2 separate regions of the Homo sapiens genome follow, and region 2 is linked to region 1. Evidence: read pairs that join two places in POLR2A ChIA-PET (ENCODE). Cell type or tissue: PC-9. All regions are shown on one strand. Each heading gives the region's core, and the rest is flanking DNA. Links, peaks and the distances in the headings are about the cores only. Region 1 overlaps CDC42BPA (CDC42 binding protein kinase alpha). Region 2 holds the start of LINC01641 (long intergenic non-protein coding RNA 1641).

Region 1 (9,360 bases), core at 1,296-6,295:
ATTCATAGCCTTAAACTATTCTTGGAGGAGTGTATGATTCTCTCTCTGTACTTTCCCCTGTTTTTCAATTATTGCTTCAGAGTATTTTTTTTTTAAGTTTGAGTACTTTAAACAGCATAGAGAAGTAAATCAGTGACTTAAAAATTCATTATTTTGTCCTATATGCACATGTTAATATATCATTACATTTCAGTGGCAGTATTTTTCATTTCTTGTTTTACTTGGTTAATTTTCAAATCTCTGTTCTTTCATTATTTGTATTTCTTCTATCTCTTGAATCATTGTTACCCACTTCATGGTATTTTTCAGATTGTATTATTCTCTTGAGTTCTTGAGGGTACTAATCTTCCCATTTGTTTTGATTGCCAACTTTCCCCATTTTGGTGTTCTATTTCCTCATTTAGTTTAATTTTTTTTCAATTGTGAGCTCACTTTTGACTGAGGTAGATTTTTCTGGGATGAGTTCCTTTCCCTCTGAATGCTTTTGCTTCTGTGGGATAGGAACTAGATTTAATATTAATTTCTTGGCAGAGGATTTCTTTACCACATGGGCAGTATGGATTCAGACTCCAAACCCTCATGTTTTCCTCTTATGCTGCCCCCCACCAACACCCTAGGTTGCTTCACTGGACAAGAATCAGAATTTTTATTATTCCCTGACATGGGGAAAGGGTCCTGGTTTTAATGAGAGGTAATCATTCCAGTCCTCTACCTCTGTTAAGCCACCAGCAATACCTTCATTCGTTGTGGATCGAATGATCCCTAACAGGCACCTGTTAGGGCCTGTGTCCAGGACTTTTGCTTTTGCAGCATCTATTCCTGTGTTTAAAGTTTTGATTATTTTTCTTTATTTCTAATTCTTGGGGATTTCTCTTCCTTTCTTCTCCTTCATTAGTTTGATTGTATATTTAAAATCTCTCATGGTTGTTTGTTTTATTTAGCATTTCTATGTGTATTTGTGTATGTGTGGGTCTGTGTTACTGCTTACTGTGTTGTCAAGCCCATATATGCACAAGGACTATTTTGAAACTTTGTTTAATAATAACTCAGGCTAGGTGCAGTGGCTCAGGCCTGTAACCCCAGCATTTTGGGAGGCCAAGGCAGGCAGATCACCTGAAGTCAGGAGTTCAAGACCAGCCTGGCCAACATGGTGAAACCCCGTCTCTACTAAAAATACAAAAATTAGCTGGGCATGGTGGCACGCACCTGTAATTACAGCTACTTAAGAGGCTGAGGCATGAGAATTGCTTGAATCCTGGAGGTGGAGGTTGCAGTGAGGTGAGATCACACCACTGCACTCCAGCCTGGGCAACAGAGCGAGACTCTGTCTCAAAAAAAAAGAAAAACTCAATTATTCTGTTAAAAAATTTTAATATGAAAGATACTGGTGCTTAAAGGTGAATAATACTGTTTTTAACCTTCATGTGTCTGTGATTGTAAAAAGTCTCAAATATACCACCTGTAACTTTGTTCTTTGTATATTTTAACTCATTAATGTATAGTCACAGTATTACAGAATTTAGACACAGAGCCTGGCATAATTGATAACAGTTTTAACATGGCTTTATTAACTACTCTTTTCTCATTCTTCCCTATTCTCTTCTAGTCTCCCTTTTGCATGGATTATTCTCTTTTCCTGCCCTACTGTTGGTTCCAGATTCTTATGTTATTCCATTGCAGATAAGGGAGAAGAAGAATGGTAGAATGGAAACCCACTGGAGAAATTCGAGACGAAAGAGAAGAAGGAAAATAATGGGTGAAGGGAAGGTTAAAATTTCTTGCTCCAGCACTCTCTGTTCTCTTCCAGGCCTTATCTTACTCCTTCAGACTCTGTCTTCATTTCTCATCTTTTCTTCTCACTTATGCCTCTGCCTTTCCACTCTCTCTTTCTATTGGACACTTTCTTTCTGACACCATGGTAGCTATCACTAGTGGCTTGCAATCTATGTTCCTACCACCTGGCCAGTAGTTGTAGGGAGGAAGGAGGTTGGATGGGAGAATTGAAGGAGACTCTGTTGTTGGATCTTGGGCTACACAGAGTAGGGAGAAAGATGTACCTTGCAAGGTATACCAGGCATTTTGTATTGGAACTTTGAGTTCTTTTTCTTCTAGAATTATTCATTTATCTGTTCATTAAACAGTAAACAATGAACCCCAGGCAGTGTTTTAGGAACTCACATAGAAACATACTTTGTTCTTTTCAGTTTCAGAGATCTTTTTTATTTAACTTAGAATTATTTCACTTTTGAATCTCTTAATTTCAGCATCTGTATTTATTTCAAACCTTTTGGGAATAAAGAGGCAACTTGTTATGTTGGAAAGGCTTTTGGAGCCTGATAGATCTGAGTTTTAATCCTGTCTTTGCCACTTACTAGGTATTTAATATTCAGGAATTTATATTATCTTTCTAAACCTTTTTTTTTTTTTTCTGTAAAATGGGAAGTTCTTAGTATGGTACTTGGCTTAGATGGCTCCCAATAAAATAATGCCTGCTAAGATTATTATTATCACACAGAAAGTTTGTCCTTAGTACCAAATCAATTTTTTTTGTTTTTGTTTTTGTTTTGCCAAGAAGTACTTTTAAAACTAGAGTACATTAAGACAATGATTAAAGGATTCTGTTTTGTTTATTTTTATATCACATTCTTGAAGTTTGGACAAGTTGTCATAATTTACATAAAACTATTACTTCTAAGCTATTACTTCTAAGTTGGTGTGTCCTTCTCTGAGCTAGCAGTGTCATAGTAGTACTGTGACTTACTAGTCAAGTTTAGGCCAGCAAGTCACATACTATGTTTAGGCCTTATAATATTAATGAGGGTTAATAATATGTACCTTATGGATTTTATGATAACTAAATTACGTATTAGTTTGGAAGCTAACCGTGTCTAGTTGTGAGCTAAAAACCAAGTATTTAGTGTAAGATTCAGGCTTGTTCGGGAAATACAAGGCGGGGATGCAATCAAATGTCAGGAATCGCCAGAACACCGGGAATAAGGAAGCTATCGGAACACTTCCTTTTCTCATTGTCTTTGCCTTTCTCTATGCATCTGCTTTGTTTTTCTCTTTCATTATGTGGAACTGATTTTCTCTTTTGCTTTTAGAGTCATAGTAGGATGTTTGCCTCAACACTTGCTGAGTTTGTATGTTAATTCTTGTAATCATCTGCAGAGACTGACTCTGAGTTAGGTTTGAAATTACTTGTCCCCCAGCTTAGGTCAGATTTCCATATTGGTTCAGTTAACACTGGCCAGTTAAATGGGGCCTCACAATATGCACTTGGCCCACCCCTGAGAACTGAGGGGGAGATTTTCAGAAAAAGGGAGGGAGGCGGCGTGGCAGATACCTCAGAAAGTGTGTGCCACAAGTGAAGTCATTTAAGTATACAGCACTGAAGAAAGTCAAGGTATTGTTATCATTAGATGATGTAGTACTTTGTGAAATATCACTAATAGCATCTATTCAGAATAGCATGTCATTTATCTACCAGCGCAACAGATCTGATTAGTCCCTTATATGCCCTTGATTTTTGTCAAGGGCAGTAGCGTAGTGATTATTATATCTTTTTCAATTGTTGTAATGAATATAAAGTCTTTTGCAATTTGTCTTTTATATTCAAAATTATTTTAATCATAGAGTGTGCTTGAAATGAACTTTTTGGTGGATATAATTTTTAAGAACATATCTTTGTATAAAAGCACTTTTGTTAAATATTGCTAATGAACTTTTTTCAGGAATAAGTTGAACGTATAATCAGTTTTTTTTCAAATGCAGCATAGAAATAAGAAATATTCAAGTAATTGATACATGATTCTTTTGGTTCTATCATTGAATTTCTGAACTCTCAGCTATAACTTGTTAAGGCATCTTTTAAATTATCCCAGACATTATGAATGGAGTGCTCAGTAATGATTTGTATAACCCTTAGCTTTGTTTTGATTCATTTTCTTTATACTACTTAGGGTATCATCATATGACAAGATAACTGTATACCCCTGTATAGACACTTAATATTGTTAATATTTATTGTTCTGTGTTCATATTTACCCCAAATTAGAATAGTCAATAGGTATAATTTACCTGAAGTGTCAGCTCTGCAGCACACTTTTTCTGAATTTCTGATTTAGTCTGGGTGGGGGAGCTAGGTTTCGGTTTAAGGATGCCTTTGTTTTGTGATTTTGTGATATAGTAGAAATCAAAACTGCTTTTAAGTATAGAAGACTGGTGTTACAATTATTTGGGGGGATAGTCAGGCTCCCATTTTCAGTTCTTTTTTTTTTTTTTTTTTCCCGGACAGGGTTTCACCCTGTTGCCCAGGCTGGAGTGTAGTGGCGCCCTCTAAGCTTACTGCAGCCTTCATCTCCTGGGCTAAAGTGGCCCTCCCACTTCAGTCTCCTGAGTAGCTGGGACTGCAGGCACAAGCCACCGTGTCTGGCCGATTTTTATATTTGTATTTTTGTAGAGACAGAGTTTTGCCACGTTGCCCACGCTGGTCTTGAACTCTTAGACTCAAGCAATCCGTCTGCTTTGGCCTCCCAAAGTATTGGGATACAGGCGTGAACCACCACACCCGGCCCCATTTTTAGTTCTAGTAGGTCTGTATGTATCTCCCACCTTGTCAAACTTGTGTGTAATTTTTTTTAAAAAAGGTTTCACCCACCTTGTCAAACTTGCGTGTGATTTTTAAAAAAGTTTTCTTCCTTTTTTTTTTGAGACAGAGTCTCACTCAATCGCCCAGGCTGGAGTGCAGTGGCATAATCTTGGCTCACTGCAACCTCCGCCTCCTGGGTTCTAGTGATTCTCCTGCCTCAGCCTCCCAAGTAGCTGGGATTACAGGCGCCCATTTACTACCATGCCCATTTAATTTTTGTATTTTTGGTAGAGACAGGGTTTCACCATGTTGACCAGGCTGGTCTTGAACTCCTGACCTCAGGTGATTCACCCGCCTTGGCTTCCTACAGTGCTGGGATTACAGGCCACTGTGCCCAGCATCTTCCTATTTTGTTTTAAAACAGCTTTACTGACATGATTGACATACCAAACAATTCACCTGTTTGAAGTATACAATTCAGTGGTTTTGATATCTTACTAATTTTTAAAAATTGTGGTAAAATACATATAACAAAATTTGCCATTTTGACCACTTTTACATGTACAATTCAGTGGCATTAAATTATATTTATAATATTATGTAACAACCATCACATAGCTGTCTCTAAAACTTTTTCATTATCCAAAGAGAAATTCTGTAACCATTAAGCCATAAGTTTTCATTCTCCTGTCCCCCAGCCCTTAGTAACCTTTAATCTACTTTCTGTCTCTATGAATTTGCCTATTCTAGATATTTCATTTAAGTGACATAATATATTTGCCTTTTAATGCCTGTCTTACTTTACTTAGCATGTTTTCAAGATTTATCCACATTATAGCACGTATCAGACCTTAACTTCATTTTAAAGCTGCTTAACATACTGGTGTGTGTGTGTGTGTGTGTGTGTGTGTGTGTGTGTGTGTGTCTGTATATATATATCACATTTTGTTTATCTGTTCATCTCTTGATGGACATTTGGATAATTTCCACCTTTTGGCTACTGCGAATAATGCTGTCATGAACATCATTGTACAGATATCTGTTTGAATCTCTTCTTTTGATTCTCTTGGGTACATAGGAATGGAATTGCTGGGATATGTTGGTAAATCTATGTTTAGCTTTTTGAGGAACTACCCAACTGTTTTACAAAGCAGCAGTAACATTTTATATCCCCTCTAGCAATGAATGAGGGTTCCAGTTTCTCCACATCCTCTTCATCACTTGTTATTTTCTGTTTTATTTAATTAATTTAAAAAATTCAGCTATTGTAGAGGTTGTGAAGTGGTATCTCATTGTGGTTTTGGTTTTCATTTCCTTAATGATTAGTGATGTTGAGTATCTTTTCATATGTGTTTTGGCCATTTTTATATATCTTCATATATATATTATTTTACTTTTAAGTTCTGGGATACATGTGCAGAACATGCAGGTTTGTTACATAGGTATACATGTGCCATGGTGGTTTGCTACACCTATCAACCTGTCATCTGTGTTTTAAGCCCCGCGTGCATTAGTTATTTATCTAATGCTTTCCCTCCTCTTGGCCCCCACCCCAACAGGCCCCAGTGTGTGATGTGCCCCTCCCTGTGTCCATGTATGTTCTCATTGTTCATCTCCCACTTATGAGTGAGAACATGTGGTATTTGGTTTTCTGTTCCTGTGTTAGTTTGTTGAGAATGATGGTTTCCAGCTTCATCCATGTCCCTGCAAAGGACATGAACTCATTCTTTTTTCATTTTTATTTATCTTCTTTGGAGAAATGTTTATTAAAACTTTTGCCCATTTTTGAATTGGGGTTTTTTGTTGTTGACTTGTAGGAGTTCTTTGTATATTCTGGTATTAATTCCTTAGTAGATACATGATTTGCAAATACTTTTCCCATTCTATGGGTTGTCTTTTCTCTCTCTCCATATGAATTTTAGGATGAGTTTTTCTATTTCTGTAATGCCATTGTAATTTTGATAGGGATTGCTTTGAATCTGTGGATTGCTTTGGGTAACATTGTCATATTAACAATATTAAGTCTTCTTCCAATCTAGAATACTGGATGTCTTTTCATTTATTTAAGTCTTCTTTAATTTTTATCAGCAATATTCTGTAGTTTCCAATGTACAAGTCTTTCACCTCATTGGTTAAATTTATCTTTAAGTACTTTATTCTTTTGGATGCTGTTGCAAATGGAATTTTATTATTATTAATTCTTTTATTACTGCTTTTTAAGAGACAGGATCTTGCTGTTTTGCCCAGGCAGGAGTGCAGTGGTATGATCATGACTCATTGCAGCCTCGAATACCTGGGCTCAAGTTATCCTCCTGCCTTAGCCTCCTGTGTAGCTAAGGACTACAGGCATATGCCACCACGTTCAGCTAATTTTTTTCTCTTTCTCTTCTCTGTTGTGTCAATTCCAGATAGAAATCCTCTCTCTCTTTCCTTTCCTTACAAAACACAAATACAGAAATCCCTAGTGGACTTGACTAAGCAGTGTGGAATACCCGTTTTCGAAGCTAGTTAGAGCTAAATGCATACTTTTAGATCAGAGCAAACTGTATGACCTATCTGTTTCACTCCCCTAATGCTCAAATATGTATCTTTGATCTTATCACACTCTGGCTCCATGGAAGGAAGAGAGAAGACAGCTACACCCATGTATTATGATCCTTTAATCATATCAGTTCCTTTTTGTGTTAGAATAAAGAGGGACCTGAGGAGAGGAAAGGAGACACGTTTAAACTTCTCTTAGAGGCAGCAGAATATGTAATTGCTCTAATCATTAAACATTTTTAATTTACCAGTTAAAATTATTAATAAGATTACATCTAAATTCCTTTAATGAAATTCAAAGCCTTTTCCATTTTCTAGCTCTTATTTCTTTGCATTTCTTCTCACAATTCTTTACCATGGATTATTTACCATTAACACCCCAAATTCACTTCCTCGCCTCTCTTCATTTGCTTATATTGTTCCCTCTTGCCTGGAATATCTACATTGTCAAACCCAGGCAAAGCAGCAAGATTCTATTTAGTCCTCAAGGTTCAATTTATCTGTTATCTCCTTTGTGTGAAGCATTAGTATCCACATAATTAGTGTTCTATTCTCACTAATTCTGAAGCACTTAAAACTTTATCACATTATTAAATTTTGTGTCTGCATATATGCATACTTGTCTTTCTTGAATGAAGACTAAGAGTTTCTTGAAGGAAAGTATCATATCATAATCAAATTTTTAAAAACTCCAGTCATTGCCACCATGCTTTGTATACTGTAGACGTTTGCTAACGCATTTTAAAGGAACAAATGAATGAGCGTGAAAGAAACATGAGTTTACTTGGTGGGAATTGCTGAAGAGCTCTCTGGTGCCATGAAATCTGCTTTTATTTTTTATATCTTTGTGTTAAAATATATATTTAATGCTGATAGAATGTTAAAACTGGTCTCATTTTTACATCCCCCTTGCTTTGCATTCTTTTATATGTTATTTGGAGTTTAAACATACATTTCTCACCAAAAATGTAATTCATATGTAAGAAATAAAAGAAAATATATTGTTTTCTTAGGGAAATTAAATCTGTTTATTCTCATATAGTTTGGGATTTTTAAATATTTTGACAATTCTTAAATCATAATTTGAATTTTTGTGTAACTAAGAAACACCATTATTTATATCTAATTTGCATCACATTTTATTAAGAAAATAATTGATATTGCTCTTTCATTTCAGCTAAACCATTTACTTCTAAAGTGAAACAAATGCGATTACATAGAGAAGACTTTGAAATATTAAAGGTGATTGGTCGAGGAGCTTTTGGGGAGGTAAGAGATTAAGATTTGATAGAAGGTCTGCTAATTATTTTGGAAGCTGTTGAACACAATTGTGAGAGAATTTAACAAGTATTGTTACTTGTTACTTGTTAAACAATATTTGTTAAGTTGTGATTGATGTGATTGATTGTGCTGTTGTGATTGATATAATAGCTCAGAAAATAAAGTGTTGAATGAAATATTTCTACTGGGAATTTTTTCTAAGATCATGTTTTCACATGTACTTCATATGTCAATGTAAATATGAGTGTGTTTCTAGACTCTTCTTTTGTTCTGTTGGTCTGTCTTATTCTAGTTTATAAGGAATCTTGATACCTGGTAGTGTATATACTCTGACTTCCTTTTTCTCCCCCTCTCCCATCTCTCCTCCCCTGATATTTTCATAGTATTTTATTTTATGTATGAATGTATGTATGTATGTATGTATGTATGTATGTATGTATGTATTTATTTATTTTTGAGATGGAGTTTCCCTCTGTTGCCCAGGCTGGAGCGCAGTGGCATGATCTTGGCTCACTACAACCTCCACCTCCCGGATTCAAGTGATTCTCCTGCTTCAGCCTCCCGAGTAGCTGGGATTACAGGCGTCCGCCATCAGGCCCAGCTAATTTTTGTATTTTTAGTCAAGTTGGGTTTTTGCCGTGTTGGTCAGGCGGGTCTCAAATTCCTGACCTCAAGTGATCTGCCCACCTTGTCCTCCTAAAGGATATTTTCATAGTATTTTAGAATCAGTTTTTCAATTTCGACTCACTTGTAAAGATACACATGCACGCGCACGCGCGCGCGCTCTCTCTCGCTCTCTCTCTCGCTCTCTTTCTCTCTCTCCCTCCTCTCTCTCTCCTCTCTCTTCTCTTGTCTCCTCTCTCTCTCTCTTTTTTCCAGGAATTTGGGTAAAGTTTGTATTGAAACTGGAGATCAGTTTGCAGACAATTGGCATTTTAACAATACTA
Region 2 (10,660 bases), core at 3,439-8,438, 130 kb before region 1:
CCAGAATCCAGGGGCTAAGAAATGATATTTTCCACATCTTTTTTATTTTTGAAAAATGTTTACTATTTTATAAAAAAAAAAAAAGTAGATAAAAAAATTAACTGTGGCTGGGCACAGTGGCTCATGCCTGTAATCTCAGCACTTTGGGAGGCCAAGGCAGGCGGATCACTTGAGGCCAGGAGTTCGAGACCAGCCTTCCCAACATGGCAAAACACCGTCTCTACTGAAAATACAAAAATTAGTTGGGCGTGGTGGCACACGCCTGTAATCTCAGCTACTCAAGAGGCTGAGGCAGGAGAATTGTTTAAACTCAAGATCACGCCACTGCCCTCAAGCCTGGCAACAGAGTGAGACTATGTCCCCCCCAAAAATATTAATTGAAATATTAATTGAATATTGATTGAATATTAATTGAATTATCACTACTTGAAGCCAGAGGCAAGGCAGGCTTCTCCTACTCTAGAAAGGAAAAAGAAGAGGAATATTTAATAATTTAGATGTTCTTAGAATATGGAATTGTTAAGTATGCAAGTTAACACTATGAGGACAACTACTAAAATAAATAAGATACCATGTCTGGCTCCTAAAGTAACAGCAGAAGAAAAAAGGACTATAGAAAATGTTTTCAACACAAGAGAAGGAAGGAAAAAGGAAAAAATAAGCAAAGAATGATAAACATAAGATGAAAAAATAAGAAAATTAAAAATAAGTTGAAACATTATCATTAGCCTCAGCAACCATAAACGTGTTAAACATTGACTTTCAAAAAGAGATTATCAGAATGATTTTTTTTTTCCAGACAGAGTCTCGCTCTGTCACACAGGTTGGAGTGCAATGGCATGATCTAGGCTCACTGCAACCTCCAGTCCATCAGGATCAAGCGATTCTTCTGCCTCAGCCTCCCAAGTAGCTGAGATTACAGGCACACGCCACCACACCTGTATTTTCAGTACAGACAGGGTTTCACTATGTTGGTCAGGCTGGTCTCAAACTCCTGACCTCAAGTGATTCACCCGCCTTGGCCTCCCAAGTGAGAATGAATTTTTTAAAACCCCAAATCCGTCCAGGCGTGGTGGCTAACACCTGTAATCCCAACACTTTGGGAAGACGAAGTGGGCAGATCACCAGAGGTCAGGAGTTCAAGACCAGAGACCAGCCTGGTCAACATGTTGAAACTCCGTCTCTACTAAAAATACAAAAATCAGCTGGGTGTGGTGACACATGCCTGTGGTCCCAGCTACTCAGGAGGCTGAGGCATGAGAATAGCGTGAACCCAGGAGGCGGAGGTTGCAGTGAGCCGAGATTGTGCCATTGCACTCCAGCCTGGGAGACAGGAGTGAAACGCCACCTCAAAAAAAAAAAAAAAAAAATGCATTGAATACACCTAACTTACCAAACATCACAGCTTAGCTTAGCCTAAATTAAATGTGCTCAGAACACATACATTAGCCTACCATTGGACAAAACCATCTAATACAAAGCCTATTTTTCAATATCTTGTGTAATTTATTGAATACTGTACCGAAAGTGAAAAATTGAATAGTTGCATGGTTACTTGAAGTATAGTTTCTACTGAATTGCTTTTAAAGCATTGTATAGTTGAAAAATTGTAAGTTGAACCATCGTTATCAGTATAGGCAGGGCCGTGCTCCCTCTGAAGGTGCTAGGAAAGGAATTACTCCATGCCTCTCTCACAACTTCTGGCAGCTTCAGATGTTCCTCACCTTGTAGGTGCACCACTCCAAGCCTGTCTTTACATGATGTTTTCCCTGTGTGTCTTCACATCATCTTCCTCTGTGTCTATGTCTGTGTCCATATTTCCCTCTTCTTTTAAGGACACCAGTCTTGTTGGATTAGAGGCCCACCCTACTCCACTATGACCTCATCTGAACTTAGCTAATTGCATCTGCAATGACCCCGTTGCCAAATAAAGTCACATTCTGAAGTACTGGAGATTGAAACTTAAACCTATCTTTGGGCAGGGGGCACAATTTGACCCATAACAGAAGGAGGCATCAGTAAAAATAAGGGCAGAAAAGGCTGAAATAGAAACCAAAGTCATAAAATAGAGTAAATAAATACAAATGAAAGTTAGTTTTAAGAAAAAAATCCGGTTTGATTACCCAATCTTTAATAAGACTGATAAAGAAACAAAAGAGCACAAATAAACTATATTAGGAATCATAAAGAGATACAATTGCACCCACAGATATATAAAATCACAGATCATTGCACTATAAAAAAGAATACTTATTTATTTATTTATTTATTTATTTATTTATTATTTTTGGAGATGGAGTCTCATTCTGTTGCCCAGGCTGGGTGCAGTGGTGCCATCATAACTCACTGAAGCCTCGAAATCCCAGGCTCAAGCAATCTGCCTGCCTCAGTCTCCCAAGGAGCTGAAACTACAGGCATGTACTAGCATGCCTGGTCAATTTTTTAAAAATGTTTTTGGAGAGATGGGGTGGGGGGGCGGGTCTTACTATGTTGCCCAGGCTGGTCTTGAACTCCTGACCTCAAGCCATCCTTCCACCTCAGCCTCTCAAAGTTCTGGGATTACGGATGTGAGCCATCATGCCCAACCGATATTTATTTTTAAAGCAAATTCTACAGATCTTCGAGGGAATAGCACTTAAGACTATTTTTAAAACTTGGATGGGTAGGTGATCACATATCTCTATTTATAATAGCTATGTGTCTTCTCTTAGCTATATTGGATTTTTTTTTTTTTTTTTGAGACAGAGTCTCACTCTGTCACCCAAGCTGGAATGCGGTGGCGTGATCTCGGCTAACTGCAACCTCTGCCTCCCGGGTTCAAGCGATTCTCCTGCCTCAGCCTCCCATGTAGCTGGAATTACAGGCACCCGCCACGCCTGGCTAATTTTTGCAGTTTTAGTAGAAATGGAGTTTCACCATGTTGGCCAGGCTAGTCTCAAACCCCTGACCTCAGGTGATCCGTCCGCCTCACCCTCCCAAAGTGCTGGGATTACAGGCATGAGCCACTGCACCTGGCTATATTGGATCTTATTTTCAGGATTTTAGAGAAAAAAAGGAAGAACTAAGAAATGTGCCCTTAGCTAGTAGGAAGCTGTGGGGTTAGAAAAACAATTACTAGGAACTTTTAATGCTAACCATTAAGTAAATATTTTAGTATATTTGAACACACAGAGCATATATTTTTACCTACTCAAATGTTTCTATGTGGATATGAAAATATATACACAAGAAAATGATAATGGAGCTACTGACAGATGCTTTGGTACAGCTGCAAAATGCAAATATTTCTCTATGTATATTCATGTTCGCTCCAGAGATAAAGATCGACAAACCTGCTGAGCTGGTATTTTATGCACTATTTTTCTGTCTGCTTTTTAACAAGGGGCTCCACATTCCACATACGATCTACATTTCATTTTAACTCCCAAGTTCTTGGCTTTACTCTTTTCATGTCAGCTTTATCCTTTTAACCACCTGTTCGATAGTGATTTCTCAGCTTCAAATTCTAGCTTGCTTTTCTTCCCCCTCAGAAATGTCCTGTAATTTTATTTATTGTTTCCTGAAGTGTGGCACTTGCTCATAATTTCATGAATGACAGCCTTTTCCCAAAGGGAACCAAAATAGTAGTTATTCTCCAGCTCCACTTCACAACCATATTTAAATGCAAATACAATCACTTCCATTCTATCTGCTTTGCTTCTCATATCTGATCTAAACTATCAAGACATTACCAAAATCTAGCTTTTGTTTTTTGTGATGGTGACTTTTCATTTTTATATACACGTTTTTGGGGTTGTTCAAGAATTATATAATGCCCAGGTACAAGTTATAAGATAGCTGTACTATGGCTACACTTCATTATTAAGTAGACTATTTGATTTCCTCTACACTTATCAATCTATCCCTGTGCTTTTGCTTTTATTGGTCTCCCGGCCTGGACATTTAGTTCCTCTTTGCTTCTGTTACCCAATTGATAAAGACAGTGGGGCCTGGAGCCTGACTTACCTAAGATCACACAGTTAATTAGGACATAACTGAGCCTAGAGATAATCTCTGGACTCCTGGTCCCCTGGGATCTTTCCACCGCACCCCACTGCTTTCTTCAAGGTTTAGTTCAAATAATGCCTATCTAAGAAGTCTTCTTGAAACCTTCAAACAGAAGTAATCTGTCCTTTCGTTCAGCACCTGCATGCTTGAATTGCAGCCCCTCGGATGCTTATCCCTTTATTTATTTGTTTGTTTGTTTGTTTGTTTGTTTATTTTTGAGACGGAGTTTCGGTTTTTTTGCCCATGCTGAAGTGCAATGGCGCGATCTCGGCTCCCTGCAACCTCTGCTTCCCGGGTTCAAGCGATTCTCCTGCCTCAGCCTCCTGAATAGCTGGGATTACAGGCATGTGCTACCACGCCCAGCTAATTTTGTATTTTTAGTACAGACAGGGTTGCTTATCACTTTTTATTTGGCACTATTGTTATTCATGTACAGGCCTTTATTTCCTCTCTTCATGTCCAGTTCTTTGAGACTCGAACCTGCTTTACTTTTGTGTCTCTCATATCACCTAGCCTTCTTGTATTAGTAGGTGCTCAATGTGTATTTGTTAAATTAATTAGACCCCTTTCACATTTTGCACAACTTGTGGTCATGGAAATCATGTGTAAGCCAGAAACCCCAGCATGCCAGTTGGCTTGGGGAATTCTTTTGAGCCATGCCTTTCTGCCTGTTGCTCAACACTTCTGTGGTTCTAGAACTTCATTGTCCAAGAGAACTTTCTGTAATGATGGAAACGTTTTATATCTGCACTATCCAATATGGTACCACTAGCCACATATGGCAATTGGCCACCTACATGTGGCTAGTGAGACTGAAGAAGTAAAATTTTAATTTTATTGAACTTTAATTAATTTATATTTAAATAGCCACATATGACTAACAGCTGCCACATTGTACAGCATGGTTTTAGGCACCCCATTTTGATAAATTCACTTGTCTTGTCCCATTCAACTTGGTTACATAATTCTAGATGGCCTGCTGCTCAGTGAGAAATGACATTTTTGTCCTCAAGTCTCCAGCCTTCAAGATTCCATGCCTTACATTCCTCTTTCCCCACTTTTCTCCTCAGGAGAAAGATGAGATTCCTAAAGATTTTCCTAAGCACTCTGATCTTCACCCATCTTTCTTGCTCAGAATCTGACTGTGTTGGTAAAGCACCAGGGTATAAATGTCTAATGCCTAGGTGTATGGTGTTTGCTGCTATTTTGAATCTTAGATTTTGCTAAATAGATTATAAACTTCTTGAGTGTAAGGACCATGCATTCCATATCTTCTGGATCCTCCCTGTTGCCTATTCCACTGCCAGTTATATTGTAAATGTTCTATAAATATTAATCAATTGATTGATTTAAGGTGGAAAAATGGTCTGGGAGCAGTGGCTCACACCTATAATCTCAGCACTTTGGAAGGCCAAGGTGGGCGGGTCACTTGAGGCCAGGATTTCTAGATCAGCCTGGGCAGCATAATGAGACCCAGTCTCTACAAAATTTTTTTAAAAGTTTGCTGGGCATTATGGTGTGTGCCTGTAATCCCTGCTGCTTGGGAGGCTGAGGTTGAGCCCGGGAGGTTGAGGCTGCCGTGAGCTGTGATAGCACTACTGCATTCCAGCCTGGTTTACAGAGTGAGACCCTGTCTCAAAAAAAAAAAAAAAAAAGGAATCTAGTACGAGCAAGAAAGGACAATATCTGAGAAATAGGGAAGGGGGTTGTCAAAATCTCAAGATTTACTTAGCACCCTAAAGACTAAAGGACTTTTAGAATTATTTCACTTATTCCCATAATTGTTTCACAAACGCCCGTTCGTATTATTTAGTATTAGTCATCTAAAGAACTCAATTTAAACAATTTTTCAGAGTACGCAGGTGGCAACACTATGTTAGCCATTTTGAACGTATTCCTTCCTAAGAGGGTCTTCTATCAAAGAAACTTTTATTATTGTTATTTTTATTTTTTAAATAGAGATGGGGTCTCCCTATGTTGCCCAGGCTGATCTTAAACTCCTGGGCTCAAGCAATCTTCCCACCTCAGTCTCCCAAAGTTCTGGGATTACAGGTCTGAGCCACCACACCTAGCCTACCAAAGAAACTTTCTGATCATGTTTATGAACCTCATCGTAGATAACTTACTGGGAAATTGAGGAGTTGTTAGGTACCTAAAACAGCACATTTGGTGGAAGTAGGATAAGAATGTGTCGCATATTTGTTTAAAACCTTCTCAAGGTAGGCTCTTGAATGTATATAATGCCATCCTGCTTTTGTGGATGAGGTAATAAAAGCAAAGGTGTTAGTGTCATGCCTAGGTCTATGGAAAGTATTTTGGTTTACTTTTCCTTCTTCCTTTAGCACCCAAATTACACTTTAGCAAGATTGAGCTCCTGTGGAAACCTAGCCTATGGCAAAATTCCTGCTGACCACACCCTGTGTGAGACCACAGTCAGTCTTTAAGAGGCTCTGCCAGGAGGACTTAGTAAATTAATGATAGCTGCAAAGTTAGAAGGCCCAACCTGGAATTCTCTCTCCTGTAGAGCCACACTGCCTTCCTGCCTGTGCTCCAACCATTATCTCACAGTGCCCAAAATATGAAAAGAAAATTAGGAGCCAGGAGGGAGTTGTCTTTGTGGGACAAGAATTTCAGCTGGCAGTAGTTAATCATATTTTTCCAGCTATTTTGACATGCATTATATAAGGGAACAAATTCCAAGACAAAACAAAAAATAAAATGCTTGTGACTCTAGAAGTGCAAACATAGGGTAAATTAGAGCTGGCTTTTCTTGTTAACTTTGTATTTACACAGGATGGATTTGTTTAAGTAATTTCTCTTTTTTTATTTACATAAAGCCACAAATCTAGTATGTTATTTCCCGATCCATTTTTATTTCTGCTGATTTTCATATGTTTAAAATGTGTTTTCGTTTTCAACAGGCTGAAAATGCTTATGAATCATATGCACACATACATATGTATAATAAATCACTTTTATAGGACCGATCAAATCTGGCATTCTTTGTAGTCCACAGTGGTTCACATTTTCGAGGCTTTTCACCCTGTTTTGAACTGCAACTTAACACTCACAAAATAGGTTGTTCAAAGGTAAAGGTTCTGCTTACAGGCACTTGCCTTTGACTAGGTACACCTAGATTAAGTCCTGAATAAAATGGAGGAAATAACTTCTGTCTCATCTCCATTTATTTCAGGACTAATGAAGAAAATGCACTTAGTAGTCTGTACCAACGCTGCCCAGTGTAGAAATAACATAGGCGACATGAATATGGTGATTTTTTTTTTTTTTTTGAGATGGTGTCTTGCTCTGTCACCCAGGCTGGAGTGCAGTGGTGCGATCTCGGCTCACTGCAACCTCTGCCTCCCGGGTTCAAGTGATTCTCCTCCCTCAGCCTTCTGAGTAGCTGGGATTACAGTAGCCCACCACCACACCCGGCTAATTTTCGTATTCTTAGTACAGACGGGGTTTTGCCATGTTGGCCAGGCTGGTCTCAAACTCCTGGCCTCAAGTGATCCGCCTGCCTCGGCCTCCCAAAGTGCAGGCGTGAGCCACTGCGCCTGGCCCACTGATTTATTTTCTATTGCTATAGTTCTGCCTTTTCCAGAATGTTATATAAACAGAATCTAATGATATGAGTCTTTCTGGTTCTTTCACTTATCATGATGCATTTGAGATGCATTCCTGTTGGAGTGCCTTTCAATTGTCCTTTCCCTTTTCTTACTAAGCAGTATTCCATGGTATGGATGTACCACAGTTTGTATATCCCTTTTCCCAGTGAAGGATGTTTAGGTTGTGATATGGTTTGGATTTGTGCTCCTGCCCAAATTTCATGTCAAAAGTAATCCCCAGTGTTGGAGAAGGGGCCTCGTAGGTGGTGATTGGATCAGGGGGCAGATTTCCCCCTTGCTGTTCTCGTGATAGTGAGTGAGTTCTCACGAGATCTGGTTGTTTAAAAGTGTGTGACACCTCCTCCTTCCCTCTCTTCCTCCCGCTCCAGCCACATAGGACGTGGTTGCTTCCCCTTCCCTTTCTGTCATGATTGAAAGTTTCTTGAAGCCCCTGCAGCCATGCTACCTGTACAGAACTGTGAGCCAAGTAAACCTTTTTTCTTGATAAGTTACCCAGTCTCAGGTGGTTCTTTATAGCAGTGTGAGAATGGACTATCCAGTGTTTGATGATTACAAATAGAACTACTGTAAACATTCATATACAGGTTTTTCAGTGAACATAAATTTTCATTTCTTTTAGGGTAAATACTCAAGAGTAGTATCAAGGTTTTTTGTTTTTGTTTTTGTTTTTTTGAGACAGGTTCTTGCTTCATCGCCCACGCTGGAGTGCAGTGGCACAACCTTGCTCACTGCAACCTTCCATCTACCGGGCGCAGGTGATTCTTGTGCCTCAGCCTCCTGAGTAGCTGGGATTACAGGCACGCACCATCACACCCAACACATTTTTGTGTTTTTAGTAGAGACAGGGTTTTGCCTTGTTGGCCAGGCTGCTCTCAAACTCCTGGCCTCAAGTGATCTGCCTTCTTCAGCCTCCTGAAGTGCTGGGATTACAGGCGTGACCATCACACCTGGCCTGGTATCAAGGTTTTAAGGTATATGTTTAACTTTATAAAAAATTCCCAAACTGTTTTCCAAAGTAGTTGTACCATTTTATATTCCCATCAACAATGTATGAGAGATCCAGTTTCTCCACAATCTCACCAGCATTCATATTATCATTGTTTTGTATTTTAGCTCTTCTACAAGATGTGTAGGAGATAGTGCTTTTAATTTGCAATTCTCTAATGACTAATGATGTCAAACATCTTCTCATATGCTTTTTTAGCTATTCATATACCTTCTTTAGTGAAATATCCAAGTCTTTATATACATATATATATATATATATATATATATATATATATATTTTTTTTTTTTTTTTTTTTTTTTTTTTTTTTTGAGATAGGGTCTCAGTCTGTCACCCAGGCTGGAGTGCAGTGGCACGATCTCAGCTCAGTGCAGCCTGCACTTCCCAGGCTCAAGTGATCCTCCTACCTCAGCCTCCCAAGTAGCTGGGACCACAGGCATGTGTCATCATGTTCAGCTAATCTTTTAATTTTTTGTGAGGTCTCACTATATTATCTAGGCTAGTCTCAAACTCCTGGGCTCAAATGAGCCTCCCACCTTGGCCTCCCAAAGTACTGAGATTATGGGCAAGAGCCACTGTGCCTGACCACTATTTTCTAATTTGATATTTTTCTAATTGTAGAGTTTAGAAAGGTGTTTTTTGTTTTTTGTTTTTGTTTTTGTTTTTTTTTTTTAGAAAATGGATATATGTCCTTTGTTGGATATGTGATTTGAAAATATTTTCTCTCAGTGTATGCCTTGTATGTTTTAAAAAATAAACTTTATTTTTTAGAGCAGTTTTAGCACAGCAAAATTGAGTGGAAGGTACAGAGATTTCCCATATAAACCTGCCCCTACATATGCATAGCTTCTCCCAGTGCATTTCCACACCTTCCATTGTAGTGGTGCATTTGTTACAACTGATCAACCTACACTGACACATCATTCTCACCCAAAGTCCTGCATTTACATTAGGGTTCACTCTTGGTGTCCTACATTCTATGTGATTGGACAAAGATACAATGACATGTATCTGCCATTATAGTGTCATATAAAGTATTCCACTGCTCTAAAAATCTTCCGTTTTCTATTTACTTACCCCTCCCTCCCCACCAACCCCTAGCCACCAATGATCTTTTTACTGTCTCCATAATTTTGCCTTTTCCAAAATGTCACACAGTTGGAATTAGACAGCATATAGCCTTTCAGATTGGCTTCTTTCACTTAGTAACATGCACTTAACTTCCCTCCATGTCTTTTCATGGTTTGTTAGCTCATTTCCTTCTAGTGCTGAATAATACCCCATTGTCTGGATGTACCAGTTTATTTATCCATTCACCTACTGAAGGACATCTTAGTTGCTTCTGAATTTTGGCAACTATGAATAAATCAACACCTGCGTGCAGGTTTTGTGTGGACATTTTTTTTTTTTAACTCACTTGGGTAAATACCAAGGAGTGTGAATGCTGGATTGTATGTTAAGAGTATGTTGAGGGTTTTTTTTGTTGTTTTTTTGTTTTTTGAGATGGAGCCTGGCTTTGTCACCCAGGCTGGAGTGCAGTGGCCTGATCTCAGGTCACTGCAACCTCCACCTCCTGGGTTCAAGCGATTCTCTGCCTCAGCCTCCCGAGTAGCTGGGACTACAGGCGTGTGCCAACATGCCTGGCTAATTTTTGTATTTTTAGTGGAGACGGAGTTTCACCATATTGGCCAGGCTGGTCTCGATCTCCTGACCTCGTGATCTGCCCACCTCGGCCTCCCCAAGTGCTGGGATTACAGGCATGAGCCACCACGCCCGGCCAAGTATGTTGAGTTTTGCAAGAAACTGCGAAACTGTCTTCCAAAGTAGCTGAACCATTTTGCATTCCTACCAGCAAAGAGTGAGCGTTTCTGTTGCTCCACATCCTCATCAGTATTTGGTGGGGTTAGTGTTCTGGGTTTTGGCCATTCTAATAGATGTGCAGTGGTGTCTTGTTTTAATTTGCATTTCCTGATGAGGT

What was found. Peaks named below come from ENCODE experiments on the same cell type or tissue, not always from the same donor. Only the 100,000 strongest peaks of a DNase experiment are listed, where the experiment ranks them.
Region 2: POLR2A ChIA-PET joins it to region 1 with 5 read pairs; 2 of 35 experiments call an interaction of 5 or more read pairs at or near these places.

Annotation. Positions count from the first base shown.
Region 1 is chr1:227,253,105-227,262,464 of GRCh38, reverse strand. CDC42BPA (CDC42 binding protein kinase alpha) reads left to right here. Exons shown (of 37, transcript NM_001394014.1): 2 at 8,310-8,401. Among named protein-coding and RNA genes, the nearest start is that of CDC42BPA, 61 kb to the left of the region's middle. In PC-9, for the core only: no CTCF peak of the experiment used is centred there; no DNase peak of the experiment used is centred there.
Region 2 is chr1:227,384,769-227,395,428 of GRCh38, reverse strand. LINC01641 (long intergenic non-protein coding RNA 1641) reads right to left here and starts at 1,875. Exons shown (of 4, transcript NR_187381.1): 1 at 1,725-1,875. RefSeq lists an enhancer at 5,832-6,592. In PC-9, for the core only: no CTCF peak of the experiment used is centred there; a DNase peak (open chromatin) is centred at 6,418; H3K27ac peaks cover 835 bases.